Regions from separate parts of the Mus musculus genome. Here regions 2, 3 and 4 are each linked to region 1. The links are chromatin loops, found by intact Hi-C in ENCODE. Cell type or tissue: left cerebral cortex. All regions are shown on one strand. Region 1 holds the start of Hal (histidine ammonia lyase). Region 2 holds the start of Snrpf (small nuclear ribonucleoprotein polypeptide F). Region 3 overlaps Ccdc38 (coiled-coil domain containing 38). Region 4 overlaps Ccdc38 (coiled-coil domain containing 38).

Region 1 (8,000 bases):
ATAAGGGAGAGTGTGTTAGCAACAGGGTGGAAGTTAAGAACAGCTCCATTAAGGTATTTGTTCCATGTTCTTAAAAGGTTTCAGTCACAGCATCAGATTTCATGATTAGTCTGGCAGCTTGGCACACACTTCCTAAATATAGTGAAATTGTGTCAGTGCAAACTATTATCAGGTTTCTTAAATATGGCCACAAAACTAATTTTTATTAAGGTATTTTAAAGCAAACTTCACTACCTTACCAGAATTAAAACCCATCTACCTGCAAATTGAGTGATGTATACCTCAAATACAAATATATACCCTTGGGGTCAGCAAATGGCTTGGCAGACAAGGTGTCTATGGCCAAACCTGATATCCTGAGTTCAAGTCCTGGGACTCACATAGTGGAAGAGAGAAACACCTTGCACAGGCTGGCCTCTGACCTCCAATTGTACTATGAGTCTCAATCACTCTCTCTCTGTCTCTGTCTCTCTGTGTCTCTGTCTCTCTCTGTCTTTCTCTCTGTCTCTGTCTCTCTGTCACTCTCACACATACACACCTAAAGAAACAAACTTAAGAACATACGTTTTATGGGAAAAATAAATGTTCTGTCTTGTATCACAAACTAATAGCCATACTTAAAGCGACTAACCCTACATTTCATATACTTACCCAGTTTATTTGCCAAATCGTTTCACTACACTTGGTATTTTTATTCTCACTGGATGAAGCTTTCAGAAATTCCTTTTGTAAGTTAGAATGTTTATACTCTTGAATGATTGATTAGCATAAACTTGAAAAGATTATTTTTTTAAAGACAAAATAATAGAGGTCTGCCCTCTCATGCAAGGTCAGTATTTAGCCAATCACCCTCCACACTGCTCTGTAACCGCTGCTGTCCCCTCACTGTGCCTCCTCTGTGTAGCTCCCTCCAAATTCCTGTGATCTGCTCTCTCTGGGCCAGCATTTGATGCAGAGATGGTACAGGACCATCTGGTTTTACATGGGTGACGCTTAGCTGTTCCGTTGTGATCTTTAATTTAACCTTAGCTCTGACGTGATATCTCTGCTCCTCTCTCCATCTCTTCCCGATGCCTCTCCTTTGCCCTTTGCTCTGCAGGGATCTCGCTGCCTTCGACAAATCCCATGATCAAGCTGTCCACACCTACCAAGAGCATAAAGCCAGCATGCATCCCGTGACTGCGATGCTGGTGGGGAGAGATCTGAAAGTGGATTAAGGAACTGATTGTTGCTGATTTCAGAAAATTCCTTTTTTTTAAAAAAAAAAAAAATTGAACCTATTAAGAAATACAAAATTTTAGCTGTCATTGTATTTTAAAGTGTCATTTTTGGTTTTTTGTTGTTGTTGTTTATTTGTTTTTAAATCATTTTTCATGATTTCACTAATATTCTCTGCCCCTTACAAACCAATGTGGAGTATTCATCTGCCATGAGATGTGGATATGAGAGTAATATCCTCCCCCACCCTCCCTCACCTCCTGTGGCCGTTGGGATAACTGTCCCTGGGGTCATGAGAGCAAATGAGCTAGCCCTGTCCCTTGCTGGCTGCAGCACTGCACCTAGCCTGGCCAGTACAGTGGAGCTGGCCCTGATGGCAGAGGCATAAGTGAGCTAGCCCCGAGGGTATGAGAGCAGATGAGCTGGCCCTGCCCCTCACTCACCTGGGCAGCAGAGTATGGCTGGCATGGTTGAGGGGCGCTCGTGAGCAGGCCCCAAGGGTGAGAGCACAGGATAGCCGGCCCCATCACTTGTCTGGTATGAGGTGGCATGGGTTGGAAGATGATGCCCTTCCCATTGCCTCCTGCAGCAACCAGGAGAGCTGACCCTGGGATCAGGAGAATGGGAGAGCTAGTCCTGCCCTGTCACTGACACAGTAGAGCTGGTCCTGGTGGAGTGGACACAGGTGAGCTGCCCCAGCCTCCTGTAGATGGCAGCACTGAGTGGCCTACCTGGAGCAGTGCTGAAGCGCTCGCCCTGGTGATGCAGATAAGGGAGAGCTGTCAGGCTGACCAGCTCAGCAGCCATCCAGGCCCAGATCCAGGGCTCTCTGAGTTGTCCCATTCCAAAATCTGTATCATTTGCTAATGGTTGGGGTGCGTGAAAGGGTGAGTCCTGCTGTTCCGAAGCTGCAGGATCTCCATGGCACAGGACAACAGCAGGGTAACCAGCAAGAGTCCTGGTGAGAATTCCATGTTGATGTCACTGAAGCCAAAGCTCTTGAAGCAAACCAATGACTCATCAAAATGAACATTTGCAAGTGAAGGTGTGTAGCCAATACATGGGATACGTTGGGACATATTACAGCTTCCATGATGAGATATTTGTAGTCTTATAAAGGACATTTAATTGGGGCTGCCTTACAGGTTCAGAGGTTCAGTCCATTATCATCAAGGCAGGAACATGGCAGCTCCAGGCAGGCATGGTGCAGGAGGAGCTGAGAGTTCTCTGTCTTTATCTGAAGGCTGCTAGCAGAATACTGGCTTCCAGGCAGCTAGGATGAAGGTCTTAAAGCCCACACCCACAGTGACACACCTACTCCAACAGGGCCACATCTAATAGTGCTACTCCCTGGGCTGAGCATATGCAAACCACAGCTCCCCAGCCCTGGATCCATCCTGCTGCCCCAGTGGACTTACCCCAGTCTCCTGTTCTTCACAGATCAGGTGACCACCCTGAGCATCCCAGTGTACCCTCACTCCATTCAGCCTGCCTCACCACCTCCCCAGAGCACACGGCATGTGGAGACCCATTGATTGAATTTGAACCAAATAAAAGACAGGCCTAAGAGAGTACCCTGCAGCTCGGGGCATTTCCACGTGCAACCTGTGGGGGGGGGGGGGCAGGGGGGGCGGGACATTGGCAGTCAGAGCAGAAGGATGTTATTTAAGGGTCACAGAGGGTCTGCAACACGGAGACATCGGTGCTTCTGTCTCGTGTGTTTCTCTTACTCTTAATGTGCACTCTGAACCCAGCTCACCCTGGGTTACACATAGAACGACAATCACAGTTCCAAGTTCTCCACTGAGCCCACTCCTGGTCAAATAAACTCTAGCTAAGGGGAGTGTTGTTTTAGAGTATAAGCTTTGGGTGTGTGTCATCACTGGGTACCCCCTAAAAATGTAAAGATTAAGAACACCCCGAAGATGGTTCCTGTCCAATCCTTGAATCCAGTTGTGTTCTTTGGTGGACTTATCCATGCTACAGCATAATCCCGTTTCCCAGCACATGGCTCTCACTTGCATTTCTTCCCTGGAAAGGTTAGAGGGCGCCAGAGACACACCCTGCTACTGGTTTTCCTAGGACCAAGGATGCATTCTCACTGGCTCAAGTTCAGCTAATTCACATGCACTGAGTTGTCTCTGTGTCAGATCAAGTGCACAGGATCACCCGAGGAACTAAAAGAACAGAAGTGTATAAATGGTGAAAAAGATGGGCATGCTAACATAGCCTGGCAAAGAATTCCACCGAACCCAGATTAAGGGTGACTTACACATAAGGTGAACAGAGACAACAGCTCTGGAGTTATCTGACACGCAAAGGAGACCAGAGAGTGTGAAGAGAAAAAAAATGAGAAGTCAGCCACATGATATTTGAGGTTTGTGTAGAATCTTCACATGGCTAGGAGGAACTGATTGCCCGGTACTGATATCATGGAATCACTCAAAAGCTGGGTCTACCTGGGATGTCAGCAAGAGCACCCGATAGTTTGGGTGACCTTTCAACCTGAGGGGTAGTGGGACATCTCAGCCTTGGCGCATCTGTTCATCTCCAGACATCAACATCTGAACAGGTATTCAGACAGGACTTGGTGGTGAATGAATGAATAAATGAAGGTGGTTCACATCTGAGGGCCACAGTTTTCCCAGAGTTGTAAAAGATGAAGCCCGTATCTGGGAATGAGCTGCAAGTTGAGGAGAGAGGGAAGACTTGGAGCGTTCCCTCTGGGGGGGGCATGAGTCAAAGGGTGGTGCCATCACCCCCACGGTCATAGGACTTGTTACATCAGTCTGCTGGGGTAAGCAGGTGACAGTCCAGAGTAAGGACTCAGGGTATGGGTTTCATCCCAAATTACACACATAATAGATTCTGGCTTCCCAAGGACCTTGAAGCTGTTTAAGCATAGCCACATAAGCAACTAGGATAGCTTCCTAAGCGGTGGGGTTCAGGAGGAGAAGAAAGGGTTAACCGGAGGTCAGGTCCGTGGGCAGAGATGAGCTAAGTAAGGTGGAAGGCCATGTCCTGGAGGTGGAATACTGAACTGAAGCTAACTTCTGTCTTGATAGCAAATCGAGATGTTGCCAAATTGCAGGGCACAGTCGGGGTGTGGTTGTCTGATGAATACATTTCGATAGACTGATGGTAAGACACTGGATGTGGATCTGGGTGTCTATCTACAGAGCAACTGTTCTAATGAAGTAGAAGGCAGGTCAGGGTTTCTGATTATTCAATCAAATTTCTCAGAACTGACATACTACTAAAGCGCACACAATTCTTTGAATCTCTTGGGCTATCAGTGTTCCTTAACACAGGTGGGGCAAAATTAGGTGGGGGGGGGTGCAGGGGAAGCGGTTTGGGGCAGGGAAGAAGCTTAGCTGAACTAGGGATATCCAGGGGGCAAAGATAAGGAATATTCACACACACACACACACACTCTTGAGGGCATGTGGAGTGTTAAAGTCCAAGTCCTGGTGAGAGTAATTGGGAGTCTCCCCATCCAGCAGGCACGGACCTCAGGGTTGACACACACTAATTGACTTTGTCCTTCCAGCTGCCCGTGGGGATATTCGTTTCATAGACGAGTAAAGCTGAATCCCAGGGGACTCAAATGACTGCGAGTCACACAGCCAGGATTTATCCCAGGTAGATGCCGCGAATCACGGCATTAGAGAATTTGCCTTTGGCTTAGGAAACGGGAAGATCACTCACTCACCCCAGGGTAGTGAGCTGAGGGCCTCCAAGCTACGGTGATTCATGTGTCTAAACACAACCTTTTCAGAACTGCTTTCTTTGATGGAGCAATGGCTTTGGTAGCACTGGGCACTGGCAGGGAGGCGTTGCTCAACGCGTGTTTGTGGAATAAATAAATGAATGGGGATTGCTACACTCTGGGTGTCACAATTGACCGAGAGGATGCGTTTTACCAATTGAGTAATTCCCTAAAGAGGGGAACATGGTGTTTATAAGCAGCTTTCAAGGCAGACTCAGAAAGGGAGAGAGAGAACGGGGAACCCTGGTCAGAAGGACTTCCAGGGTCAGAGAACTACAAGGTTACATTAAAAGTGGGCTCAGCTACCCATATCCCTGTCTCCTGCACCTAGTTCAGCATCCAGAAAGGCCAAAGGAACACCAGAGACCGCAATCAATATTTGTTTAAAGTGTGAATGGCTAAAGGCAAGGGAAGGGGTGTGTTCTGAAAGTCCACTCTCAGTCTCACTGCCAACCACACCCCAGCAGACACTCCCCTCCCTGGTAAAGGATAAAGGCTCTCCCCAGTCGAGGACTGTAGGAAAGGAGCCAGCCCTTGGTTACAGTGGCCTGCTGCTCAGAAGGGCTATAGCATCTGAGCCATGCCTAGGTACACAGTGCACGTGCGTGGGGAATGGCTGGCGGTGCCCTGTCAGGATGGGAAGCTCACTGTTGGCTGGCTGGGCCGTGAGGCTGTGCGACGCTACATGAAGAACAAACCGGACAATGGTGGCTTCACTTCGGTGGATGAAGTGCAATTCCTTGTGCATCGGTGCAAGGGCCTGGGCCTGCTGGACAATGAGGACGAGCTGGAGGTGGCCTTAGAGGACAATGAGTTCGTAGAAGTGGGTGAGTGGCCCTCAGGGGAACAGAGCCTTGGCATGTCCTGGAGGAAGTCACCCCCGTGTCAGGGAACACGGCAAGAAAAAAAGACTTGAGTACTTGCCCTGGGGGAGCCTCAAGCCTTGCTTTATCATCCACCTCCCCCTGCCCCCAGCCTGCAATAGATGGAGAGAGGCAGGCCACAGTGACAGTCTGGACTTGAACCCAAGGCTGCAGGTTAGAGTCCCTTGCAATGACAGAATCCTTCTGTAAGGGACTGCCAGAGTAGAAACAGAAGCAGGCTAGAACCAATCTTCCACGTACATCCCCCTGCTACCTTTCTGCTTTTTGCTTTCCTGTGTAAAGACGCTAAGACCGTGTGAAAATGTAGGATGTCACGGTCCAGCAGCCGTTGCTATGAAACACAAGCTCAGTGCATGGAGGGGTCATTCCTGGGTCTGACACCTGCCCTGATGTGACACCCTGTGACCTGCTAGGCCCCTCTCTCCCCTTCTTGTTTCAGTGATTGAAGGTGATGTGATGTCTCCTGATTTCATTCCGTCGCAGCCAGAAGGAGTTTTCCTGTATCCTTTGTGCATCCCCTTTGGTCAGCCCTGCGGTGGCTGGTCCTGACACGGTGGGGCTGGGGCTGTTCCACATTGCTAGTCTGCTCCTTTACCTGGCTTTAGATACAGCAAATACCGGGAGCCTGAAAAAGTAAGCTATTTTCCTTTTTGTGGGGAATATAAAACTCTGTCATGTCTGAAATATGCCTCCTTTCACCTACCACTTTAAGAAGGGGAAGGAGGAGGGGGAGAAGAGGACAAGGAAGAAGAGGAGAAGGAAGAGGAGGAGGGGGGAGGAGGGAGGGGGAGGAAGAGGAGGGGAGGAGGGAGAGGAGGGGGAAGAGGGGGAGGGGGAGAAGGAAGGGAAGGAGGAGAAGGAAGAGGAGGAGGAGGAAGAGGGAAGAGGAAGAGAAGGAAGAGGAGGAGGAAGAGGAGGAGGGGAAGTAGGAGGAAGAGGAAGGGGAGTAGGAGGAAGAGGAGGAGGAGGAAGAGGAGGAGGAAGAAGAGGAGGAGGGGAGGAAGAGAAGGAGGAGGGGGAGGAGGAGGAGGAGGAGGAAGAGGAGGGGGAAGAAGAGGAAGAGGAGGGGGAGGGTATATCTGGGTGAGCACTATACTAAAAGACAGGTTTCATCCAGCTCAGAGTATACTATGGGGAGCCTGGCCCCTGTTTTTCTGATTTTTCTTGCCCAGTGTTCCCGTAAGCCAGCCCTGTTCTTAATTAGCACATCAATGCCTCAGAACGGTAGTAAACTATCTTTGGGGTCAGGCAGAATCCAAGGCTACTCCTTCAAAGCCCCTCCCACTCACTGAACCTCACCCTTCTTGTTCAGTACATTGCCCTAGATGGGGACAGTCTGAGCACAGAGGATCTGGTCAACCTGGGCAAGGGACGTTACAAGATAAAGGTACGTGAGGGAGGACAGGAAGGACAGTGTCCTTCCGTCCCCATTGGACATGGAAGGCTTTCGTATGCTCACTCCTGGCCAATGCTCTCCTAGCTCACTTCAATTGCTGAGAAGAAAGTGCAGCAGTCCCGGGAGGTCATCGACAGCATCATCAAAGAAAGAACAGGTATCCTTTTCTCTCTCGGGGTGTCCCAACATTAGTTTACGGGCAAATGTAGGAAGAGAACCCCTGTGGCATCTAATCAAAGTGTCTGTTTCTTTCTTTTTTGTACTCCAGTTGTTTATGGCATCACCACAGGTTTTGGAAAATTTGCTAGAACTGTAATCCCTGCCAATAAGCTACAGTAAGTCTCCCATGAAGGCGCCACAACCCCACCTGCCCCAACTTGGAGATTTTGTTCCCATGAAGATCATTCACATTTTCTTTTTAAAGCACACTGACATTTGTTGAGAGCTCACTTCAGACCGGTAGTTCTCAACCTTCTCAATGCTTCGACCCTTTAATATAGTTCCTCCAGGATGTTGTGATGACTCCCCGCTCCCACCCCCAACATTATTTTCATTGCCACTTCGTAATGGTAATTTGGCTACAGTTACGAATTGTAGTAAATCTCTGATATGCAGGATATCCTGATATGTGAGCCCCAAAGGGGTTGGGACCCACAGGTTGAGAACCCCTGCTTTTGATCAAGCCATGGGCAGCAAATTCTCACACAACCCTGGGAGACAGTCAAGCGTCTCA
Region 2 (8,000 bases), 100 kb after region 1:
GACTCCTCCACACCAACAACTCACACTGGATCCATAAACAGTAGCTCTAAGATTATCTTCCCATCACTCTTGTAGCTTTGGATTTCATATATTCATTAAGACATGCATGGGTATAGAACTCATGGATAATAAAGCTCGTTTCAAAGTTATTAAGCCTTCTAGATGTTATTTCTATCTGCTATTAAAGTGTCTCAAAGAAGAAAGCTTATTTGAGTAAGTTATAATTCTTAAAATTTTCTGAAAATTCAGCTCCAAAGAACCAGACATTAACTTTTCTTAGAGTAAAACATTATGAATCATATTAACTTGTTCAAATGGGTGTACAAAAGCTATGGCTAAAATATATTAGCCAACAACCAAACCAAAAAAAGTTAAGATTTTTAAAATCTCATGTACTCAATGGGGATGGGGGTGGAGGGGTGGGGGTGTGTAAATCAAGAATGATCTTTAGGGTTACTTTTGCAAATTCTATTCTAATTTTAAATGAAAAATCTTTAGCTATTTCAGCAGCTAAAATAAACTAATTATTTAGTTATATTATTTAGTTAGTTAGGGTGGGGGGGATTCGAGACAGGGTTTCTCTGTATAGCCCTCGCTGTCCTGGAACTCACTGCCTCCCGAGTGCTGGGATTAAAGGCGTGCGCCAACACACCCGGCTTTAGCTATCATTCTTACAATTAAAAAAAAAAAATATCCACCAGTGCTATATGGGGTCACCAAAGGCAGAACAAGAGAAGAGAAGGAAGCGTCTTTCATAAGCAGGCAGTGGACATAGGTAGATGTGGCTGGCATAAAGCATTTAAGACATGCAAGCTGTTTCTCTGTAGGAAAACAAAGCAACCAGAGAACATGTTGTCACTAGAACAAATGTTTGTGAGATGATTTTGTATATAACTCCTATCAGAAGGAATGTAATTGTGTGTGTATGTAGATATTTATGTTTTTGAGAAAGGGTTTCTCTGTGTAGCTCTGACTGTCCTAGAACTCACTCTGTAGACCAGGCTGGCCTTGTGCTCAGAGATTAACCGGCCTCTGCTCATAACTGCTGAGATTAATGGTACACATGGATTAATTATTTTTGACATTTCCCTAACACTTAAATGGCTTCTAAGTTGTATCTATACTAATGACCCAAAGTTTAGAGCTTACTAAATTCAAAAGCCTCACTACTGTTGAAAGGCTTTCAGTGACTGCCATCCCACCTTCTACTCTGGCCTTTTGTCTGTACCTCAAACACCCTAGTACCCCCCCCCCAATCCCCGTGGACAGAAGCTTTGCATCTGCTGCTCCTTCCAACAGATATGATTTTGTCCCAGATGCCAAAGGTCTCTTTGGAGGCGAGGCTGTTCAGTACTGCACACTCATAACCCTGGTTTTGCTTTACCGCCATGCTGTGGATCACTCCTACGCATCTGTGGTCCACAACCATCTCCCACCACTGGAACAAGCTCAAGGATATGGACTTTGTTTTGCTCACTGTTATATTCATGGTACCAAACAGACAACCAATACCTTTTGGCTAACTGAAGCAACTCAGAAACCGGGCTCGCTCAGAGATACATTTTATACCTCGGGACACTACATTAACTGCAAGATCAACTATTAGGTGGTTCATTTGTTTCAACAGGGTTTCATGTATTCCAGGTTGGCCTGCAACTTCCTGTGAAATGGGGATGATGTTTTAATTTCTAATCCTCCTGCTTCTATCCCAGGAATGACAGAATCACAGGCTTTTTTTCACAGAATCACACCAAGTGACAGGGATGAAACAAAACATTCTGGGGTTTTCAGTGTATTCATAACATTGAACTCTCATTTCTAATCCCACACTATATTCACCACTACAGGCATACTTTCCAGACTTTTCTACAGCTTTTGTAAATAACTCGTTTCAAGAATTTTCCAGACCAAATCTCTCCATATTCTTGTTAGCTGGATTTCTAGTTAATATATCCACCTAAGTAACCTTTAAAATCTGGGCAGAAACTACAATTAAACACACAAAAAAATTAAAAACAGACAAAGTGGCACATGCCTTTAATCCTACCACCCAGGAGGCAGAGGCAGGCAGATCTCTGAGTTAGGCCAGCCTGGACTACATAGCATGATACAGGCCAGCCAGGGCTACATAATGAGACCTTGTCTTAAAAAATACAAGTAAATAAATAAATAGAGGATGTGAGTACCTTGTCTTAAAAAATACAAGTAAATAAATAAATAGAGGATGTGAGTAACATATTTCTCCAAAGATGAAAGCACATGGTTAATACACACATGAAAAGGTGCCCAATGTCATTGGGGAAATGCAAGCCAAGAGGAGATACTATTTCAGATCAGGAGAATAATATTTATACATTAAAAAGAGGAACCTCGTAGAAAACAAGTGTTAGTGCAGATGTGGAAAACTGTAACTCTTGGGTACCATCTGAAGGAATCAAAACCACACAGCTGCTATGAAAAACAATATGACATCTACTCAAAAACAACGAACCAGTAATCCGACTTGTGTATATACTCCAAAGAGTTAAAAGTAGACTTGGAAAAATGCTTGTTTGAGGCTGGAGAGTTGGCCAGAGGTTAAGAGCACTGGCAGCTTTTCCAGAAGACCTGGGTTCAATTCCCAGCATCCGCATGGTGCCCACGGCATCCATAACTGCAGTTCTAGAGTGCTGACGGATGCCCTTGTCTGACTTTGATGGGCAGCAGGCATATACATAGTACACTGACAAGACATCCATAAAATAAAATTAAAAACTAGAAATCAAAATGAATGAACAGGTTGAGAATGTAGCTTAGTGGCAGACTGCTGGTCAGCATGTACAGAGGTCTGGGCTTGATCCCTACAAGAAACTGGACAGATGGGGCTGGAGAGATGGCTCAGCAGTTAAGAGTGACTGTTCTTCCAGAGACCCTGTGTTCAATTCCCAGCAACCACACGGTAGCTCACAACTATTTGTAATGGAATCCAATTCCCTCTTCTGGTGTGTCTTAAGAAAGTGACAGTGTACTCACATAAAATAATGTTTTAAAAAAACCAAACAAACATAATAGACTGTAAAAATGCGTTATAGCTATATAACGGGATATTATTCAGTCCTGAAAAGCAGTAACTTCTATCAATGAATCCTGAAGCTATAATCAAACCAGACAAAAGGACAAAAAGCCTACCCCAGGGCATTTATGGGGCTTTGTTCCAGGGCCTCTAGGACCAAGGGTGTTGGAGCTCCTTGTTTCAAATAGCTGAGCATCTGCATAGAACCTAATGTCCTTCTAATTTCTAGACTGATCATAGCCTAGTACAGTGGAGAAAGCAAAAGGACTGTGTACCTCGAACATAAGATATAATTTCTCTTAAGAATTTTTGATCTGAAGTTAGCTGAATTTATAATACATTCCACTTACATGAGAGACAGTCCCACTCTTAATCATAGGGCTGGATTACAGGTGGATTACAGGTGGTAACAGAACTATTTAATGGGTACAGAGTTCCATTTGAGTACTAATGCCACTGCATCATAGTGCTAATCGCCTATACAGACACGTCTTAGAAAAAGACAGGCTGAATCATTGTTTTCTGTAATAAACTAGTTTTCCCTTCTGCTTTAGAGACCAAATGTCAAAGCTCTGTGTTCTGGTGTAAGTACTCCTAAGAACATCATGGTTCAACCTCCTCCCTGGTTCATACTTTAATCTCGACTCCACTTTCTATTGTCAATCTGTGCGCATTCCCACCAGTCTCAGTAAACCTTTGAGGAGTAAGGTGACACAGTAGAAACCTGGTTTCCTGCTCCTCACCCATGCTCCTCCTCCTCAGCATACCTGCATGTTCATGTAGCCATCCACGGAGACCAGGTAGCCCTTGTACTCCATGCCCCACTTAAGTTTCACCATCACTGGCTTCCCTGTCAGCCCATTGAGAAAGGGCTTGGGGTTGAGGGGTAGACTCTGTATAAAAACCAAAGGCAGCACTCAATAATTTTTGCTTACCTCAGCTTCCACCACCCACTCTCTACTGAGACACCAGTCAAGACTTTATGACACAGGGTAAACTCCGATCCACCATCACTTTATAATTTGCTGGAGGGTGTCTGAGAGAAATTTAAGTACCCATTTAGCCAACTTCATAGTCCACTGACAGAAACGAAAATATGAATTATGCAATTAAATGTCGAATGACAGATGGGAGTGGGGCAAGTGTGTAACACAATGACAGGGCACTGCCCTAGGATACTTAGGTCACTAGTTCCATTTTGAGCACTGCCGAATGGACAAAAGCCCCAAATACCTACATTATCCAAGCTCTAAAGGAATCAAAATAAAGGTACAGGGTGGTCTCTGCAGACATTAAAAAAAAAAAAAAAGCTCAATATCGTCAGTGAGAGGGCCTCTTAATGCTAAATCAAGAAGTATTATTCCCTTTAAATTCATAACCACCCCCATACTCCATTCCACTCACACACCATCCCAAAGAATCTTGGAGAGCACAGGGTCTAAATGAGTAGCCAATTTACGCTGCCTATAATTTATCATCCACAAACCACTTATCAAGTCATGTACTATTGTGACTTAAAAGAATGCTCCAATGGTCTCTAACTGCACTTGACAGAGCCTCATATTTCCTAGGAGGCGTTAAGGTCCCAGGCTGTATTTTAAAACCATCATTCTTGCAAGCAGCGGTCAATTCTTGTCAATTCCAACTGGTCAAACCTACTTTCTACTTGGAACTCGCGCAAGAAATACTCTTCCACCTGCTCTGTGACCTGGATGTCTGGTTATTTGACACCTTCTGGAGAAGAGCGCTCCTCCACTGCGTTATAACTAGGCAGTGCACCTCTCAGAGCATCCTATCAGCTCCCTGCTTAACAATCACCGCTACTTGTAATTGCTTATTTTGTTGTTATTATTTGACGGCTGCCTACCTCCCACTCCTAAGAAAACGCAGAGTCTACCTTACCACCCCATCTTCCTGGCGCCTAAGATCAGTATTAAATGAGTGGAAGGGTAGCCGGGGTTTTCTGCGCCAGAGGACAATCTGCTAAAATTGTCAACAGCAAGGAATAAATGGCGCACTGCGGAGCGTGCTAGGTAGAAATGGAAAACTCGCTTCGGTTTACCCCTACCCTGTGAGCCCAAACTAGGCTACACCTCAGGCTCCGGGACAAACAACACGCGGAAAGGTGGCTGGGGATCTCGGGGAGGGGAAGGGCTTCCGCGCGCGCGCCGCCAAGGCCTCCGACGTCGGGAGCAGGAGCGAGCGGCCAGCCGCGCGGCGCCTCGTGGGGATGAATGGGAGGCGCAGGGGGCGGCGGGCCCCGCGAGGCCGCCCGTCCTCCAGCCCCCGCGGCGCTCATCGTCCTTACCATCGCGACCACCGGCGAGCGCTGCACCCCGCTAGCCGCCGACTCCGCCGCTGCCCGCCCCTCGTGACCGGAGCGGCTGCCGCTACAACCAAGCGACCCGCGCTAAGAGAAATGGCCGACAAAAGCGGCCTGACCTTTCACCTCACGCCGCGTTGTCTCGGCTTCTGTGATTGGCCACCAAAGACGTGTTTACTGATTGGAGGGGATGGCGGTACTGTTTCCTAGCAACCAGGTAAGCGTGTGTTTGTGTCCACTGCTCAAGTTCGAAGTGGGAACGATTGAGCGACCCCAATGTCTTTGCTTCGGGACAAGGGGAAGCTAAGTGCCCTGGCGAACGGACTTGGTTTCTTTAGCTAAAGAAGGTTTAGTCTGTCCTTCAGCTGAAAGAACGAGATCGGGTTCTGGAGGTCATCCTCCCATAGATCCAGCACTTGGGGAACACCTCTGGCACGGCCCCCCTTTTATGGGACTGTTCTTTATTACAGAATGTCCGTCCACTTGCGGGTTTTTAAAGGAAGCTGGGGTAGCAAGACTACGTGAGTGCTAGTGAAAAGCACTCAAGTGGGGCTTTACAACAGTTGAAACCAGGTCAAGTTAAGTCTCGGATAATGTGGTGGCCTCTTGTCGTTCTGATGTCTAAGCATTCCCAGAACCAGAGGCCAAAGGAGGTCCGTTTACGTGTGTTTGTGAATAGGATGTGGGGAATTATTGACGCTACCACAGGTTAATCGCTCTGATGGAAAGTTATCGATCAGAACCCCGTTTAATTTCCCCATAATCTCAACATTTCAGTATCGCTTCACCTGTGATATGAAACCCGTGTAAAAAGAGTACTTTTTTCTTTTTCGGGAGATCTAACCCTATATGAACCTGAACGGTTTTTTGTTTGTTTGTTTGTTTTGTTTTTTTGGCATGGATTCCCCAAATAACTCGAGATTCGAGATTGGCCCAGGCCTAAGCCTAAAGACTGTCGTTTATATTATTAAAGTATGCCAACACATTCTGGGGGTGTTGGCTCAATGGAGAAGAGCGCTTTTCGCACGTGAAAAGACCTGGGTTCGAATCCCATCCCCACATGGTGGTGACTCACAACCATCCAAAGTTTCATGTGCCGGGGACCCATCTCTCTCTTTTGACTTCTGTGGGTGCCAGGCCCTCCCGCGGTGCACATGCGCACATGCAGACAAAACATGATAAAGAAAATTTTAAAAATGATGCTGCTAATCTCAGATACATTTTGATCAGACCGAAATCTTAGCTCGGATTTTTTTCCCATGGTAATGGAAGAATAATTACTGTTCCTGACACTCAAATATGCTCTACTTATTCAGTCAGCATTGACAAATTTATAAATCTTAAACTCACAATCCTGGGGATACCTAGTCCAACTTCTAATTTAATACTGTAGGTGATGAAATACTGGGAATTAGACTCAGACAGATTCATGTTAGTATTTTTCTCCTTGTATTGAGCTGTCTTCCGTATTCTGCAAAGGACCAAGAGTAAAATGCACAAGGAGAGATACGTAATAAAACCAAGACAGACAGAATATTTGTCTCCCAGGTTATGGGAGAAACCAAAGTTACAAGACTGGGGGATGTACCAGTTACAAGTTTCAAATTTTCTACAATATTTCTACAAGTCCAAGCACCCAGAAGAAGCAGTGTTTCAGGTCCTCTGACCTGTAGTTCCTCAACTTCTAAGCCCCATCATCTTTAGAAAACAGACTCTAAAGCACAGATCTCAACCTGTAGGTCACCACCCCTGGGGGGCAGGGGGGTTGAGTAGCCCTTTCCCAGGGGTCATGTATCAGATATACTGCGTATGAGATATTCATAATAGCAAGATTTCAGCTATGGGGTGAGCAACAAAAATAATTTTATGGCTGGGGGTCTCCACAACATGAGGAACTGTCTTAAAGGGTCACAAGCAATTTGGAAGGTTGAGAACCACTACTCTAAAGAACGATTTAAATGAGAACACTTTATGGGCAGACAGAATCTCGGGGTGGTGAATGAGGCATAAAGACAAGGGAGACGAAGGAGACACATATGCTATAAGGTTTATGGTTTTGAGTCTGTTGGTGTTTCTTCACAGAGACAAAACTAGTTGCATAGTGCTATGTGACCATATCTGCACAGGCTTTGTGGAAATAGGCAGTGGAGAACATCAGAGAGAGAGAGAGAGAGAGAGAGAGAGAGAGAGAGAGAGAGAGAGAGATATTGGGGGGTTTCTTTGCCTGCACATCAGTCCCCTCCTGCCTCCTAATGTCCCCTGGAGAGTTCCCACCTCCTTACTAAGGTGGCAACTCGAAAATCAGATCCCAGTTTAATAGTTTAACAGGAGTGCCTAGATGTGGCAGAAGGAGCCTCTGGGGTCAGGTTCAGGTGGCAGAACTTGAGACCACACTGAATAAGCCGGTCACTGCAGAGGATTCGGGCTGTCCCGTTTGTAACCAAGATCTAGGAGCCAGACAAAACTGAGAAGACCTGAGGTGACACATACTGTGCTTGTATGCAAAGGTCATAGAAAAAGCAGTGTGTGAGGGAGCAGAAGATTTGAAAGAACACCGTTATAAAGTACGTAATAGGACATGAGACTGTCGCTGTGGCTTTTAAACTTTTAAAGCACAGAGCACTT
Region 3 (8,000 bases), 62 kb after region 1:
TGGGACCCCAACTCAGGCTCTCTGAAAGAGCAAGTTCAAGCTCTCAGCAGATGAGCCATGTCTCCAGCCCCTGTATACAGTTTCTTTACTGTTTATTCTAAGTATATAGTTTGCTTTGCACATACTCCCCTGTGTAAACAGGACTATTGAAAGGTGTATTTCCTTTTCTCTGGACAGGACCAGGAGACAAAATGGCATCCCAGATGCACACATCAATAAGTTCTGGAGGTAAAAAGCAACCAGTCAATGTATTTATTCTTGCTATGTGCCTGGTGTGATTGGGGACCGTGGTGGCTTTAGGGGTAAGGGAGAAAGCTGCATGAAGTCAGAGTGGGTCACCTTCAGTGAACTGCATCAGCTTCTCATGGTTAAGACAGTTAACCCAGCTACTGTCATGATGGAGGACAGAAGGAGCTGAGCACTGTGGGAATCTGCTAGCTTTTCTCTTCCACCTCCTGCCATCCTCCTGCTTTATGATAAGACAGGGTCATGGGGGCTCTCTCAGTGTGCTCTTCATTGGAATTGATTAGAACTAGCAAGCTTGACTGCATATGGAAGGTGCTGAAAACAATCAGCTTCAATGTGATAAAAGGTTCTGTTCTCTGAGAATGAGACAGAGAAGAGGGAGAAGGAAAGGAGGGGAGCGCGGGGAGGGGGGAGGGGGGAGGAGGGGAGGAGCGTGGGTGCAATCCCTTTTGAAATTCCATTGGCTTTCCCTTCAAAGTATTCCGCAGAGCCCAGCCAGAGCTTCCCCCACTTCCCCCAGCTCTGCCCCCATTGTCTGGGCCACTTTGGTTTCAACCCTAGCTCTCCGGGTCCTACTTGCTTCTCATTCACCTGCAAAGAAGCCCACTAACAATCCATCTTACTGAGAGTCAAGGCATGCAGGACACTAGCTGACCCCAGACCCCATGGCTGCCTCTCTCTTTCCTGCCGCAGGGCCTTTGCATTTTCTGTTAGGAAGTCAGAACTGCTTTTCCACAGATCTGTCACTTCATCAATGGCTCTGTCCCTCCACTCAAGTTTGCTCACCCCAGGCCTTGTCACTTGAAGGATAAAAATGTTCATTTGTTGTGTTTATTATTTGACACCCCCCCCCACCTCTGTCACTTGAGCACAATGTAAGGGCAGAGTCCCTGTTTTGTTTACTAATGCGCATTCCCCAATGTATAGCCAAGGCCCTTCCTGCATGTTTATGGAATGAATAAATTAGAACCAGGAAAACAGAAAGGGGCAAAGCTAAGAAAGCTAAGAAAGGAGTCTATGTGTCACAGGTTGAGTAATAGTCCCCTATTAGTACATAGTAATAGTAATAGTACAATATACATACATTGTATTCCTTGGAGCCTGTGAATATGTTACACAAAATAGACCTTTTAAAGTGTGATTAAGTTAAGGAGCCTGATATGGAAAGAATATTCTGTATTATCTGACGGGCCTGGGATCACCTAAAAGTCTGAACAAGGTGGAAGCAGGTGTGTCTTAGACAGGGAAGCCAGTGTGACCACGGAGACAGAGGACAGATTTATTCTGTATATCAACGAAGAGGCTGCAAGTCAGGGCACGTAGGCGTGCTCTAACAGCAGAAGACGTAAGCAGTTTCTCCCTAGAGCCTCCAGAGAAACACCCCCCCATTTTGGGGGGGGGGTCATTGTCAGAAGACTCATTTTCAGGCTCCTGACCCCTAGAACTTCAAGCCAGGGGGTTTGTGGCGCTATTCCCAGCTTCCATGGGACACTAATGGGGATGCACTGAAAAGGTTGCTTATCAGCCATGATGTGACTCTCCACACCCTAGAGGGAGATACATATGAGCCTGGAGCAACCTGGATTCAGCCAATGACTCTTGTCAAACTGGCAAGCTGTAGATTGTAGGCCCAAGGGTTGCCTTGCCCTAGACCTGCAGAAGGATCAGGCAGGAGGCTAAAGGGTAGATTCCCATATTCATTGTTGGGTATAAGGTGCTATTCAGGGGATACAATATCAATACTGCCCCCAAAGATCAGTCTACCCAGAACCTGAAAATAAGAACATATTTTCAAAAGGGGTCTTTACAGAGCTAATTAAAGGATCATGGGTTTATGGTCTATCTTGAATACAACTAGCGGCCATGTGTGGGGGTGTGCTCCTTTGATCCCTGCAGAGGCAGGCAAATCTCTGAGTTCAAGGCCAGGTTGGTCTACATGGTGAATTCCAGGACATCCAAGGGTTACATAGTAAAACTCTGTCCCCCAAATCAAAACAACACCCCATTAAATGTAACTGGTGCTTAAATGCATTAAATGCAGTTAGCTTTAGAAGGCTAGGGGTGAAGAGAGGGCAGATGGGAATATGTCCCTATCTGGAATCCATTGTTGTTCAATGGTAAGGGGCACAGGATGATTTCAGGCCAAGTCGTGATCTTAGATCCAGGAAACAGAACCAGTGGAGAGGCTATGCACTGTTGAGAAAAGGACTCACGGGATTACAGAGACAACCATCAAGCTGGAGACTCAGAAAAGCTGGTGCTAGAGTCCAGCCCAGTGCAAAGGCCTGAGCCCAGGGGAGCTGACAGGATCAGCCCCAGTCAGTTGAGCATGGGTGGCAATCTGAGAGGAAATGACCCAGCTCAAACAGCAAGGCACCCATGTGAGAGAGAGTCAGTGGGGAGCATATGTCCCCCCCCTCCCCCAGCCTATTGTCCTACTCAGGCCCTCCGTGGATTGGCTGATGCCCACACATGTTGGGATGGGCGGTCTTCTTTACCAACTCTACCAATTTGAATGCTAAAGTCGCCTGGAAAACCCCTCACGGACATACCCAAAATAACATCTAATTTGGGCAAACCCTAGCCCCAGTCAAGTTAAGACATGAAATTAATCACCACTGATACTCTCTCTGCTGAGCCCTAGCCTGTTGGCCATGCTTCTCCCACACCCTTGCACTGCCCAGGGCCCAGCCTCTGCCACCTAACTGTCTCTCCTCCCTGTATCATGAGGCCTACAATATCATCTGCCTTCTTGACATCTTTACAACCCACAAGGCCGGCCAAGAATCACCCACAGTCTCCTCCCTGTGGCCAGACATGGCCCTCCATGGCTGACACCCCCTTTCCTAGAAGGGGCCCATTATACTCAGCCTTCAATGCATCCAGTTACCTACTGTGTGTGGTACTCTATGCTTAACTCTCTAAGGAGCTGGCAGGCGTGTTCCAAAGTGGCCCCAGCATCTCACTCCTCTGCTACTGATTGGTGGGGCCAGGGTCCTCTTCACATCTCTACATCTCCAAGTGTGAGCTTGTAATAACGCAGACTCCTCATCTCTGGTTCATGTCCCCTGAGATGCTGGGCCCTGAGAGAGTGGGCAGAGAAGATGTGGCTCTTACCGGGGAGACCCAGGAGCTGTACTGCCAGGTTCAACTGGAGGGCAAGATCCATCTGAAACCCACCTTCTCAGAGACCCCTGCATCCCATTTCTCTACTCCAGCTGGTGGGGGCTTTATAATTCTGGCCAATAAAGGAACTAACTACACCCTCCTTCCTTTCCTTCCCTCTCTTCTCTCTCTCTCCCTCTCTCCCTCTCTCCCTCTCTCCCTCCCTCCCTCCCTCCCTCCCTCCCTCCCTCCCTCTCTTTCCTTCTTCCTTTTCTTTTAGATGAAGGAAAAGATGCTGTACTCAAAAAGGAAAGACCCTACAAGATTTTTTTCAAAGATCTCTTCGTTTTCAAAGAAAATGAAATTGCTGCCAGGAAAAAGGTAAGGTTTTCTTATGATCAGCATCCCCAAAGAGGTTAGAGCCAAGTGCTTTCAGCCATAGATCTCACTAGTTTTACGTGTTAAGTCTAAACTAGTTAAGACACGGTGATGCCTTGTCCTATGTTTGGCGCCATTCTGGGAAGACAGTACACAGGGACCTTCAGAGATCGCCACCTAGTGGGAGAAGGCCGCTACACCATGTCATCACCAACTAGCTCCACAGCTCACTCTCCATCTTGTGTCCGACCCCCTAGGGTTTTTCATATTGCTACATTTCAGGTCTAGCTTGCACAGGTGGCATGTTGTACCTCACTGGCCAAGCACAAAATAAAAGTATGTCTTACCATGGATAGCACCTTGGGACCGGCAGATCCTACAGCCAGAGCTGTGTGAAGGAGACAGCAGAGGTCTGCTCTGTGGACAGAGAAGAAAGAGTAGGAAGAAGACCCAAAGCATTCACTGTGGTGGCAGGAGCGGAGTCTTTAAGAATAAGCCAAAGTGTGTCAAAGCTGTTACGGATAAACAAGTTTACACGTGCTTTGAGGATAGAGGAGACGAAAGAACGGGGGTGGTGACGTGGAGAGGCAAGGGAATGCTTTTTAGAGTAATTTAAAATTAAAAAAAAAATCAGCACTGGGCCTGATTTTCTTCCCAAAGGTAATGAATGGGTTAAAGGACTCTCCTGGCTCTTGGTAGGATGAATAAAATAGCCAGAAACATGAAGTGTATTCACCCAGGGGTGGCTTTTCTCTGGGCCTTGAGAGCCTCCTCAAGCTTCACACGAGATTAAACTGAGACGTTGAAAGCTATCCAAAGGGTGGGTTTTCACTACTCTCTATGGAAGTCTGCCTTCCATTAAGTTTTCAGCTCCAGTGAGCTAACAATCTTTGAAATTTCCATATTTTCCCTGATTTAATCTAGAGAGGCATTTTCCTGTCTCCGTTTCTGAGATAGTTTGTATAAGGCCCGCCTTTGCAAGGTTATCCTTGTCTCTGTGTAAGAAAGCAAAGGATGCTGGGTACATTTCTTCCCGGGCGAGCTCCGGAACTGCCTAAGGCCGAAGGTCTTTGCTGTTTACATCTGAGCACCGTTATAACAGTATAATACTTTGGTGCATTAAAATTCCTTTCATGCTTTTCGCATCTTGGGCAGGAGAGAATGAAAAACCACAGCATGAAAATCTACCAGAAGACAACATTTTCGTCCCGAATGAAGAGTCGCTCACACCTTGGCCAGCTAGCTTTTTTCGCTGACGCAGGCAGCTCCTCCTATGAACGTCTGGGGCTAGATCCCACTCTTATTCTCAGGCTGACAGAAGGTAAGTGTGAGGGTTCGAAGAGGTTTTACCCTCTACAGACTCCTGTGTTCGAATGGCTCAGAGGTAGGTAGTGTTACTATTAGGAGGTGTGGCCTTTATAGAGGACATTTGTCACTGTGGGGCGAGCTTTGTCATCTTAAACGTTTAAACTATGCCCAGTGTGAAACAAATCCAGCCTCGTCCTGGCTTCCTGCTAATCAAGGTGGAGAACTCTCTGCTCCTCCAGTGTCATGTCTGCTACAGGCTGCCATGCTTCCTGCCATGATGACGGTGGACGAAACCTCTGAAACTGTAAGCTGGGCCTAATTCAATATTAGCCTCTGTAAGAGTTGTTGTGGTCATAGTGTCTCCTCACAGCAATTGAAATCCTAAGACAGTAAGTCAACATTACTCTTAGTTATTCATATATATATATATATATATATATATACATATATATACACATATATAATTTATTTTATGTACATTGGTATTTCGTATAATATATACATATGTATATATGTGTATATATACACATATATGTATATATAACTTATTTTTTTTAATTTTATGCACATTCAGATAACCTAGAACTGGAGTTATAGGCAGCTAAGAGCTGCCATGTGGTTGCTGGAATTGAACCTGGGTCCTCTGGAAGAGCAGCCAGTGCTCTTAACCACTGAGCCATCTCTCCAGTCCCTATTCTTGGTCTTAAGGTGTGGCTCTGGATATATGCTATTCATTGTACGTTTGGGAGATTTTCTGGTGCTGAGAAAGATGGAATCAGAGCTGCTCTACTGTTGTGAGATAAGCTACCGGAGAACACAACGTGAACTACTTGTTTATTTGTTTGTTTTATCTGTGTAGCCCTGGTTACAATCGCTACAGATCAGGTTAGCCTGGAACTCAGAGATCTACCTGCCTCTGCCTCTGCCTCTGTTGAGATTCAAGACATATGCCACCACTGTCAGGCCAACACAGACATTCTTCAAGTCAAAAGGAAAGTCTTTATTGCTGGACAGTGGCTACATGGGGAACTTGCCCAAATCATGAGGCCCCAAGTCTCACAGCCACTTGTCTTTCATGTAAAAGGCAAAATAACACACGCTTGCGCGCGCGCACACACCCACACCCACCCACCCCCACCCCCCCCACACACACAATATCCTGGTTGGCACACTTCAGTAAGCAAGACACAGAAATATAAAAGCCAAAAATAGCTAGGGACTTTTTATTTGTGGACTTTTCTAGAACTATGGACTAGGTCTCTGTTCCCATTTTGGCCTGCGTGCTGGGTTTCAAGGTCAGAATGGTACCTCTAACATGGTGTCATTCATGTTAAGTTCTGGGGCCTGTTACAATGTGGCAGGTAAGCTCTTTGCCATAGACTCGAGAACAAAAAGAAAGTGGCTTAAGAAGACATTTTTCCAAGAAGATCCTTACTTCACCTGCCTTTGGGAAGGAAGAAAGTCAATGCCAAGTAACAGTGTTGACTTTGTCAAAGCCGAGTTACATGAAAGCGATAGCCCTAGCTAGCTGTACTATTTGAGGTATGGAGATATAGACACTTCCTAAGGTCGGAGGAGCTTTGGTGGTTCAAAACAGGACTCAGGCATACAGCATCAGGAAGCTGATGGGGTGAACAACCTTTCTATCATTGCAAAAATGAGCCTGGTTTATTGACCTGGTCATCAGAAATGTCATAAGCACTTCCTGTGCATCACAGGTCAAGAAGCACCTACACATGGAAGTCCTTTGCAGCTAAACAAGGCCAGAATGGCTCACAAGAAATGGGACTTTGAGGTCAGCAGCTCCCATAGAGAAAGCAAGCCATGAGGCTGGAGAGACGGCTTAGTCAAGAGCCCTTTGCGACTCTTGCAGAAGACCAGGGGTTGGGTCCCAGCATCCTCAACAGTGGATCACCACCTGAGGTGACTTCCTCAGGCACCAGGCACACAGGCATGGGCATGAATGCAGGCAAGATGTTCATCTGCATAAAAATAAATGAATCCATCTTAAGAAAAAGATGGGTTGGCTAGATAGCTCAGCCAGCAAAGGCAATTGCTGCTCTCCCAGAAACTTCAGGGTCTGTTCCTAGCACCCACATGGAGGCTCACCACTACCTGTGACTCCTGCTCTAAAGGATCAGGAACCCTCTTCTGTCCACTTCTGGAACAAAGCAGATATGTGATGCTCAGACGTACACGCAAGGGAAAAACACTTTACACATACAATAAAAATAAATAAATTTTTTTATAAAAAAAACTCTTGGGTTTATTTGTTTTACTATTTTGTGCATATGAGTCTTTTGCCCTCATGTATATAAGTGTGTCAAATCCCCTGGGAACTGAGATTAACAGTCAGTTTTGAGATGCCAGGTGGGTGTTGGGAACTGAACGTGGATCACCTGAAAAAGTAACAAGGGCTCTTAATCGCTGAGCCAACTTTCCAGACCCCAAAAAGCATCTCTTAAAAAGAGGAAGCAACGTTAATTGATTTAGACTGTCTTGCAGATGCATACGTGACTGAAGAGCAGTAAATGGCAGGCAATAGTTAGGGCTCAGCGACAGCACCAGGTCTCAGAGATCCCTGGGTTCCATCTTGTGCCTCCGTGTTGAGTCTTGGGCCATCGAGAACATGTAAAGCGGCAAGTGACATGTTTACAGTTCCTTGCAAAAGAGGTGACAATCCTTGTTACCCTAGCAGTCCTCAGGTAACTAGAAAGCACAGCTTGGCAGGTTTGCAGCCCTCCTCTGTGCTGTTTGCTGTGGAATGGAACAGTTCTGGCCTCTTAAGACTGAATGCCATCGGACAGGCTCCTCCAGAGGGAAGAGTCCAACTTTTATGATCATCTGAGGCTCTCTCAACAATGTGGCAGGTTGCACAGAAAAGCGATATGGAATTTTCACTTAAAGGCATCTCCCTTGAATTGCATCTCAAATCAGCAACTGACTGGAGTGAAATCACTTTT
Region 4 (8,000 bases), 90 kb after region 1:
CACACATGTGCAGAAACACACAAATGTACTGTAGAAGAAACATCTCTTTGAATAATATTCCATACTGTGTGTATGTGTACTGCATTTCCTTTATTCGCCTATCTATGAATATTTCTGTTGTGTCTGTGTCAAGGCTGCTATAAATAATAATAATGAACACATGTATTAATATATGTCATCTTTGAAAATTCTTGCCAAGGCAATACATATTCTTAAAAAGCCACTACATATCAAATAATTAGCCTTGGGAAGAAATGAGCCTTCATCAGCCTCCTATCTCCTCATCTTATCTTTCCTTTTCCACCCTTCCTGCCCTCTACTTCTCCTCTAATAAAACCTTTCTCCTTTCCTCCCCTCCCTCTTTTCCTCTTTAACATCCCCCATCTTTCCCCATAGCCCAAATCATCTCTTCCCATTTGCCATCTCTCCCTGGGAACAAGGTTCCTTTACGATTCTCTCGCCCCCCCCCCCCATACTCCAAGCTGTTGTGAGTATCCAGAACATTTCCAAAAACATTTGTGTTCCAAATGTGGTCCCCAGCTATTGCTGGGAGGGTAGGGTCACCGCTGCAGACCTTGTGACATCTGCAGAGATGTGGAGTCTTTGAGGATGGGGCCTAGTGGAAGGAAGTTAGGTCATTGGGGGTAGGCTCTTGAAAGAGAAGGGGACCCTTGGTGTCTTCTCTCTTTACCTCGTGGTTATAGTGAAGTGGCCTCCGCCATGCGATCCTGACACCGGCTACTCTGCCACTATGCACTTCCCATAGTCCCAGGGCAAACGTAAATAGTCCCTCCTTAAAAGTTGACTTTCTCAAGTAGCTTGCCACATGGGTGGAGAGCTGAGTGACAGCTCCCTCCCTATGCTGTCTAGACAAATCACATGAGCGTATTATGAGACACTTCTCTTCCCTGTTGATTGACTAGCTGCCAGAGATTTATTTCAAGGAGCCAGAGGAGTTGCTGCAGGTCTTCACGGAGCTGGAAGAGCAGAACCTCACCTTGGTTCAGTATTCCCAAGATGTGGATGAGAATCTCGAAGATGTCAACAAAAGAGAAAAATTTATACAGGATAAGATGTGAGTGGGTTCCTCCTATTCAACAGTCACTAAGCAGAGACCATATCCAACCACTCATGATGGCCCCTCTCCTGGTGTAGGCTGGGGTTTTAATTAATAACAATTTACATGATGGGTCCAAAGGAAGAATTGACATCTGGTCAGACTAGATTGGTTTGAGTTTAACTTTCCTCCTGCTTCCTCTCGCTCTTGAAGCATTTTCCTAGCTGGAGGGGTTGAAATGGTGCCCTTTGGCATCACTGCCTTCAGGACAGAAAATCTGTTCCAATGGAAATTAACACCTGCATGTAAGCTTTTATTTGCCTCCCGTGGACTTGGCTGTAGGCCTGAGAGCTGCCTCAGGGGATCGAACAGTTATTGACCAAGCATGAGGAGGGGAGTCTGCACAAAAGCCACACACAGTAGTGCACACCTGTGAGCCCAGTGCCCCTAACAGGAGGCAGAGACAAGAGACGGCCCAGAAGGTCACTGGCATTTGCCAAAACAGGACCCCAGGCCACTGAGACGGGTAAAGGCTGCCAAGGTAGAGTTCAATCCCTGAAATCTACATAGTAGCAGGAGAGCGCCGAGTCCTCCAAGCTGCCTGTGACGTCCACATAGGCCGTCGCATACACACACACACACACACACACACACACACACACACACACATTTTGGAAGAAGGAAGAACAGGAAGAAGGCCTTTCTCAAACATGGTGAAAAATGGGGATTGATACCTGAGGTTGTTCTTGTGACCTGTGTGCGTGCGTGGTGAGCACAGGCCCTCCTCTCCCTCCTTCTCCTCACTCCCCCTTCTCCCTTTCTCCCTCCTTCTCCTTCTTTCTCCCTTCCTCCCTCTCCTTCTTGCCCCATTCCCCTCTCTCCCTCTTTCTCTCTCTCTCCCTCTTCCCCTCTCTCCCTCCCTCTCACTCTTCCTCTCTCTCCCCCCTCCCCTCCCCCCCCACCTTTCTCACTCGCATGACAAATGCACACACATGCACTTTGGCCATGTCATCACACGCTGACCCCTTTGTGGTTGCTGGGTGCCAGGTGCTGACATGTGGCCAGCAAGAGGGCTGAGTCCCTCAACTTTGAGTTACAGACGAGGGTCCCCTCCTTCTTTTGCAATAGAAACAACAACATCTCCTTCCTGCTGGAGCACAAACATATGCTCAGGATGAACTGTGAACGAGAGGAGGAGAAGGCAGCAGAGCTGGAGCTGAGGTCCAGGCTCTTCAGTTTTGGAGAATTCAATTCCGATGCTCAGGTACCTTCTTGGCCTGTGGTAACTTTATTTTGTCTCCCGGTAATGATCTGGCCTCCCTGGGTGCTGAGCACTTGACACACGGGGAGAGTTAGGGCAATCCATAAATTGTTGACGGGGTGTGGAAAACCAGTGCGTGGAATTATTTTGTCAATATGGAAGAATCGTCCAGGGGGTTCACGTGAAATGTTGTTCTAGTTATTTCAAATGGCCCTTCTTTGTTGCTATGTTGTGTGTGATATAGTTTATTCGTTTTGATGGCAAATTCATGTGACCACTCAATGACAGAACATGTCATGAACCTACACACTTAATACTGCATGGAAAATTGGCCCAAGCACAGAGCCTAGAATATGTGTCAACTTCTTTGGGCTTAAATAGATTGGCTTGTCTCCCAGCACCCATGACACATCCTCACACCTTTATTTTACTGATAGGTTCACCTCTCCCAGCTGCATGCAGAGCCCTCCACACAAGGACCATCCTAACTTCTTGTTAGTGAACTCAGTCCAGAGCTCCCTTAAGTGTCGATGCTCAATAAATGTTTGTTGAATGAATGATCAGGTTAGTTTACAGATCCACAAACTCTAACAACCACTGGTTTCTTGGGAAAGCCTCATGGAATTTGAATCCAAAGACGCCGCATTGGGCTAACATCACATGTATGGCTGTGATCTTGACTTTTAGGCAGAAGTAGATTTGAGGAACAGGCTACTTTAGGAAACAGATGACCATCCTCCCCTACATGCAGACAGGCAGGGTTACTAAAAGCAAAAGCTGTGGCAGGAAATGTGTTGATTGTAACCGTCCAGTTCTTCGTTTTTGTTTTTAATCAACCATTTCTTTTCATCAGGGATACACTTCTACCAAAACTCTGCCACCTAACCATCTCGAGTGTGCAATTCAATGGCACAAGTACCTTCACGTAGCATAACTGTCGCCACGGTCTATTTCCAGAACTTTTCTGCCACCACTGAAGCATAAAGTTGGACATTGTAACCATTTTTTTTGAACGTACAGTTTGGTGGTGGTAAATACGTTCACGTTGTTTTGCAACCAATCTCTAGAATGCTTTTGATCTTGTACAAGAAGAACTGCATATGCATTTAACACAAGTTCCTGGTCCCTTCACTGCTCAGCCTCTGCTTCTTTGTCTCTGACTTCGACTCTTCTCCATAGCTCATATACGTGAATCTGAGCAGGATGTGTCTTGTAATGTCTAGCTTGTGTCACAAAGCATAAGGTTCTCTGGGTTCATCCATGCCGTGGCGTGTATCAGAATTTTGTTGAATGATATTCCATCCTAAACAGTACTTTGTTTACTGTATTGGTTGACATTCATCTGATGGACACTTGTATTGTTTCTATCCAACTCTTAAATAACTGTGAAGCTGACCACCCTGTCAAATAAAAGATAAATTATCTTTGCTAGCTAATGGTACGGCACGCCACAACCAAACCACTTTAATCTCAGCTTTAGGGCAGCTAAGGGGGCGCAAATGTCATGCTCAATACTTTTAAACATTGAGTCAACCATGAGAAGGGAGAATCTAGTTTGTGAAAGGCCCAGGGCTCAATGCGCAGAGAACAGAGACTTGATTCAAAAGTTCCTCAAGACTTCGATCAACGAACAATCACAAGTATAAATGTGTACAATTTGCAGGCACACTCTGGAACATGGTGTTAATAACTTACAGTCTTCCAAGAGTATGAAGTGATATGGAGGGAGAGAGAAATGGAAAACTTAGAAGTGTTTTGTTTTGAGGGTTGCTGTTGTTAGGCACAATCTCATTATCCAAAGCTGGCTTCATGCTCACTATGTAGCTGAGGATGACCTTGGAGTTCTCCTCCTGCACCTCCTGTTTGAGACTGGGATTACCAGCACAGACCACCACCCAGTCTCACGCAGTTCTGGGCTGCCTCACACGCACACTAGGCCAGCACTGAAGCAGCGGTTTCTCAGCCTTCCTAACGCTGCGAGCCTTTGATGCAGTTCCTCGTGATGTGAGCCCCAACCATGACGTTATTTCCATTGCTACTTCAGAACTGTAATTTTGCTACTGTTTTGAATCGTAATGGAAAGATCAACACGGATGACACACGGACATCCAGACAAGCCTCCAGTTTGAAACACTGCTCTGGTCCATCAGGTCCTGTTCACTGTGGACGTACACCTAAGTTGTCCTGGTACCCCCAGTCTTGGATCCATCTTCCTGCCTACTGGCCCTGGGGAACACTGGCCCTGGGGAACCTGGCCTGCTGCCAGGGCCTCCAACTTGAGTAGCTCTGGTCCAAGCCCGCCCTCTAGTGGCAATTTAAAGGACCCATTTGCACATCTCTCTTGTCTCTAGTTGGCCTTATTCTGGAACCCTTTTTTTCCTTTGCTGTCTTAGACCAGGAACTCAATCTCATTTTCATAATAAGCCATCTTTCATTTCCTTCTATTAGTTCTTAATCCATTTTCGCCTTGTAGTTCCCTCTCCTGTTTGATGAGGGATCTTAAAAGACAAAAAAAAAAAAAAAAGAAAAAAAGAAAAAGACACCATATAAAGTCTCCATCTGTCCATGCCTAACTCTGCGTTCAAGTATCTTTCCATCAAAAAGAACATGCTCCTATCAGTTTTACTTAAACAAGCATTAACTTCTTGAAATTCCCATGTACATTAGGGCAAGATAGGTTTTTCTTCTTTCAAAAACAAATTTAACCCTGCTGGCCTAGCCCATGTTGTCCCACACTTGTGGCAATCACTCTCCCAGCCCGTGTGCTAGGATTATAGACATGAGCCACATCTTCTACTAAGATCCTGATTACTCTTCTTCTCTTTAATATGCAGTGTGTCGCCCCGTTGGGTGGGGTACTTCCACTATTTTCTCTTTTTTATATTTGTCTGTCCTTTAGCTATCTCTAAGAAATGTGGAGTTCTCTAAATAGAAAACAAAGTAAGTGCTATGCTAGAGGGGACGTCATGGCACATTTATGGTTTTCTTTTGTGTTATTTTATATTTCTCTAGGGTTTTTTTTTTTTTTAAGGACTGTTCTTTTAATATAAGTGAAAATAAAGTAAGTTTTTAGAAAGTGAGAAACTAGGAGCTTTGTGATAAACAGGATCTTTGGAACATCCGTTAAAGCGAGAGGTGGGAACAACAAGCTGCCGGAAGTGGCAGACCTTGTTTGGCGTTAAGCGATGGCATGGCGGCTGTGAGGCCCTTATGGTTCCAGATGGGTCTCCCCAGTGGAGGGAGTCACATCAGCCTTGGGTGTGTTTTTCTTGTCTTTATGGTGATTCTCATCTTCTTGAGCAGAAGCAGGCAATCCTGAGGCAGGAGCCTACATGGAAAGCGATTTACTTTGCTGAGAAGTTTATTGAGTTCCTCTTGAGGAGTATCAGCCAGCCCGTGGCGAAAAAGGATCCCTTTCATCTCCCGAAATACATTATCTACCAGCTCAAGAGACTGCAGAATCAAGTAAAACATCGAAGTGGCGAGGTACAGGGATCGGCGGGCTTCGGCCTACGTGCTCCTTAGCTTAGACTTAAAGCAATGGCTTCCCCACGGAGACCTCAAAAATTAAACTCCCAGCAGGCTGTTTGGTCGGCCTAGGGATCTGTTTGCTTGTACATGCATTTCTCTGAAAGAAGGCACTCGTTTATTCAGCAAACATTTATTGTGTAGTTATGTGCAAGGCACTGTTTTAGGTGTGCACAGTAACATAAGCAGTGGTCCCTGCCCTCTGGTCCCCTCTCAGGAAGGGGACTGGGCACATATGCGGATACATACCTATCATTCAGCATTATAGGGTTTTCAACAATAAAACCGGGAGGGGCACACGTTAAGCCACTGGTGGTACAAAGTGATTTGAAATGTGTATGTGTATGTTGTCGGCACTTGGAACATTTAGGAAATCTGGTCAACAGAAACATTCAAGCCAAAAGATACTATCTTATAATTTTATTCATCTATCTATCTACATATATATATATATATATGTATATATATATGTATATATATATATATATATATTTATACACTGTATATATTTTAATACAATCCAAGGTGTCACTGTAATAATGATCTGGCTATAAATTATAATACAAATTCTCCTTGCTACCTGATTCTCAGTGATTTGTCTTTCGAAACATTTAGGGAGCAGGTGGGGTGTGACCCAGCGGTAGAACATTTGCTTACCATGTATTAGGTCCTGGGTCCTCTCCCCAGCACGAGATGATGGTGACGGTGATGATGATGATGCTTAAAGAGCTTTCCTCTTGTAACAGTAGAATGGAATTTTGCATTTACTGACAGTGAGCCACCATATAGTGACGGAACGTTTTCTGCTTTTTTTTTTCTTGCGCTCAGGAAAAGCTAATAGACTCTCTTAGTAAAAAGATCAATCAAGTGTATAGAGTCTGCATCGGAGATGCTGAGGTTGGCAGCTTGAATGCAGTTCAAAAACTGGTCAAAGTAGAGTCTCGCCTGGTGGAGCTGAGCGACCTCATTGAATCTATTCCCAGAGAACACGTGGAAGCGATCGAAAGGCTCAAACAGAAGGAGCGACGGCAAAAGTACTGTGACAGTCTCCTCAGTATATCGAATGGGTTACATGGCTGGTTTGCATAAATCCCACCCCACTGTTAGCTGTCTCTATATGGCAAACATTGCAGGATGGGAATGCAGTGGAGGATTCAGCCCTGCCCTCCCTCCCACAGAGAATGTTCTTAGGAAATAAGTGTTATCATTTCTACAGGCAATGGGCACTGTGACCCAAACGATCTGGGTAAACACAAGGTTTATCAGAGACAAGTGACCCAATTAGGATGGCTGTGGTGGAAGGAGGAGGGTCTCAAGTCATATGAACATTTCTCAGAGGCTGTCATGTGAAGAAAGAACTGCACTGTGGTGAAGGGTCTGTCCTTAGATGACCACAGGTGATTCGGTCTATAAAGGAATGGCAACTCTTAGGTGACACTATGCAATGTTTTAGCTGGCACTCCACCCCCACTCATTTATCTCCACAGACCTCACATGACCGTCATCCCTGAGACCTCATCCCTGCAGATCTCTACAAGTCAAATGAGGATCTTTATAGGCATTTTGTCTGGAACGATTATCACTATAACATGGCTGCTACTACCACATGACATGTAGGCAAAGCCGATGAGTGATTACGTCATAGGGACGATGTATCAAATTAACGATGTAAAACCACTGAACATGTCTGAAAGATACTAGCCATTAATGTTACATTGCTGATGCATGGAGGATATTCTCTCTCTCATGTAAAAATGAAGGTGACTCAGACAGCTCTTACACAGCATTGAGCAGACTTAGCCGAGGACAACTCCTTCCAAATGACCTCAGGTTCCTTACAGTACCAGGGAGTGCAATGACAATCTGTTTTCAACAGTAATATGCATTCAGTTCCAGTTATTAAAGGAACTTTTTCTCCAAAGTTTAGAGCAGTGGCCCTAAACCTTCCTAATAGTGATCCAAGCCTTTATAGTTCTTCACATTGTAGTACCCCCAACCCTAAAATTATTTTCACCGCCACTTTATAACTAATTTTGCTAGTTATGAATAATGTAAGTATCTGATATGATGCAGGACATCTGATGGAAAGGTCATTCAACCGTAAAGGAGTCGTGACCCACAGGTTAAGAACTGCTTTGTTTAATGGTACCTAAC

Evidence for each region. A loop is a pair of places that touch in the nucleus more often than their neighbours do. Peaks named below come from ENCODE experiments on the same cell type or tissue, not always from the same donor. Only the 100,000 strongest peaks of a DNase experiment are listed, where the experiment ranks them.
Region 2: a loop joins it to region 1, with 2.5 times the contacts of the local background. A loop is called at or near these places in 22 of 42 quality-filtered maps.
Region 3: it touches region 1 in a loop (6-fold over the local background); 22 of 42 quality-filtered maps call a loop at or near these places.
Region 4: a loop joins it to region 1, with 8 times the contacts of the local background. A loop is called at or near these places in 22 of 42 quality-filtered maps.

The regions. Positions count from the first base shown.
Region 1 is chr10:93,483,564-93,491,563 of GRCm38, forward strand. Lta4h (leukotriene A4 hydrolase) reads left to right here. Exons shown (of 19, transcript NM_008517.2): 19 at 1,100-1,333. The coding sequence ends at 1,217. It overlaps Hal (histidine ammonia lyase), which reads left to right and starts at 5,205. Exons shown (of 20, transcript NM_010401.4): 1 at 5,205-5,814; 2 at 6,311-6,371; 3 at 6,477-6,504; 4 at 7,184-7,258; 5 at 7,352-7,424; 6 at 7,536-7,602. The coding sequence starts at 5,568. In left cerebral cortex, CTCF peaks have their summits at 1,909 (motif pointing right) and 3,277; DNase peaks (open chromatin) are centred at 1,957, 3,290 and 4,228.
Region 2 is chr10:93,584,179-93,592,178 of GRCm38, forward strand. Ccdc38 (coiled-coil domain containing 38) reads left to right here. Exons shown (of 16, transcript NM_175488.6): 16 at 1-148. It overlaps Snrpf (small nuclear ribonucleoprotein polypeptide F), which reads right to left and starts at 5,480. Exons shown (of 4, transcript NM_027246.1): 1 at 5,361-5,480; 2 at 3,820-3,945. The coding sequence starts at 5,363. It overlaps 4933408J17Rik (RIKEN cDNA 4933408J17 gene), which reads left to right and starts at 5,235. Exons shown (of 4, transcript NR_045810.1): 1 at 5,235-5,592. In left cerebral cortex, a CTCF peak has its summit at 4,785; DNase peaks (open chromatin) are centred at 4,823, 5,251 and 5,533; H3K4me3 peaks cover 1,859 bases; H3K27ac peaks cover 617 bases.
Region 3 is chr10:93,545,278-93,553,277 of GRCm38, forward strand. It overlaps Ccdc38 (coiled-coil domain containing 38), which reads left to right. Exons shown (of 16, transcript NM_175488.6): 2 at 178-228; 3 at 3,632-3,732; 4 at 4,885-5,050. The coding sequence starts at 192. Among named protein-coding and RNA genes, the nearest start is that of Ccdc38, 8.6 kb to the left of the region's middle. In left cerebral cortex, a CTCF peak has its summit at 3,907 (motif pointing left); a DNase peak (open chromatin) is centred at 3,907.
Region 4 is chr10:93,573,088-93,581,087 of GRCm38, forward strand. It overlaps Ccdc38 (coiled-coil domain containing 38), which reads left to right. Exons shown (of 16, transcript NM_175488.6): 12 at 924-1,075; 13 at 2,186-2,321; 14 at 6,675-6,880. Among named protein-coding and RNA genes, the nearest start is that of 4933408J17Rik, 12 kb to the right of the region's middle. In left cerebral cortex, a CTCF peak has its summit at 4,630 (motif pointing left); a DNase peak (open chromatin) is centred at 4,615.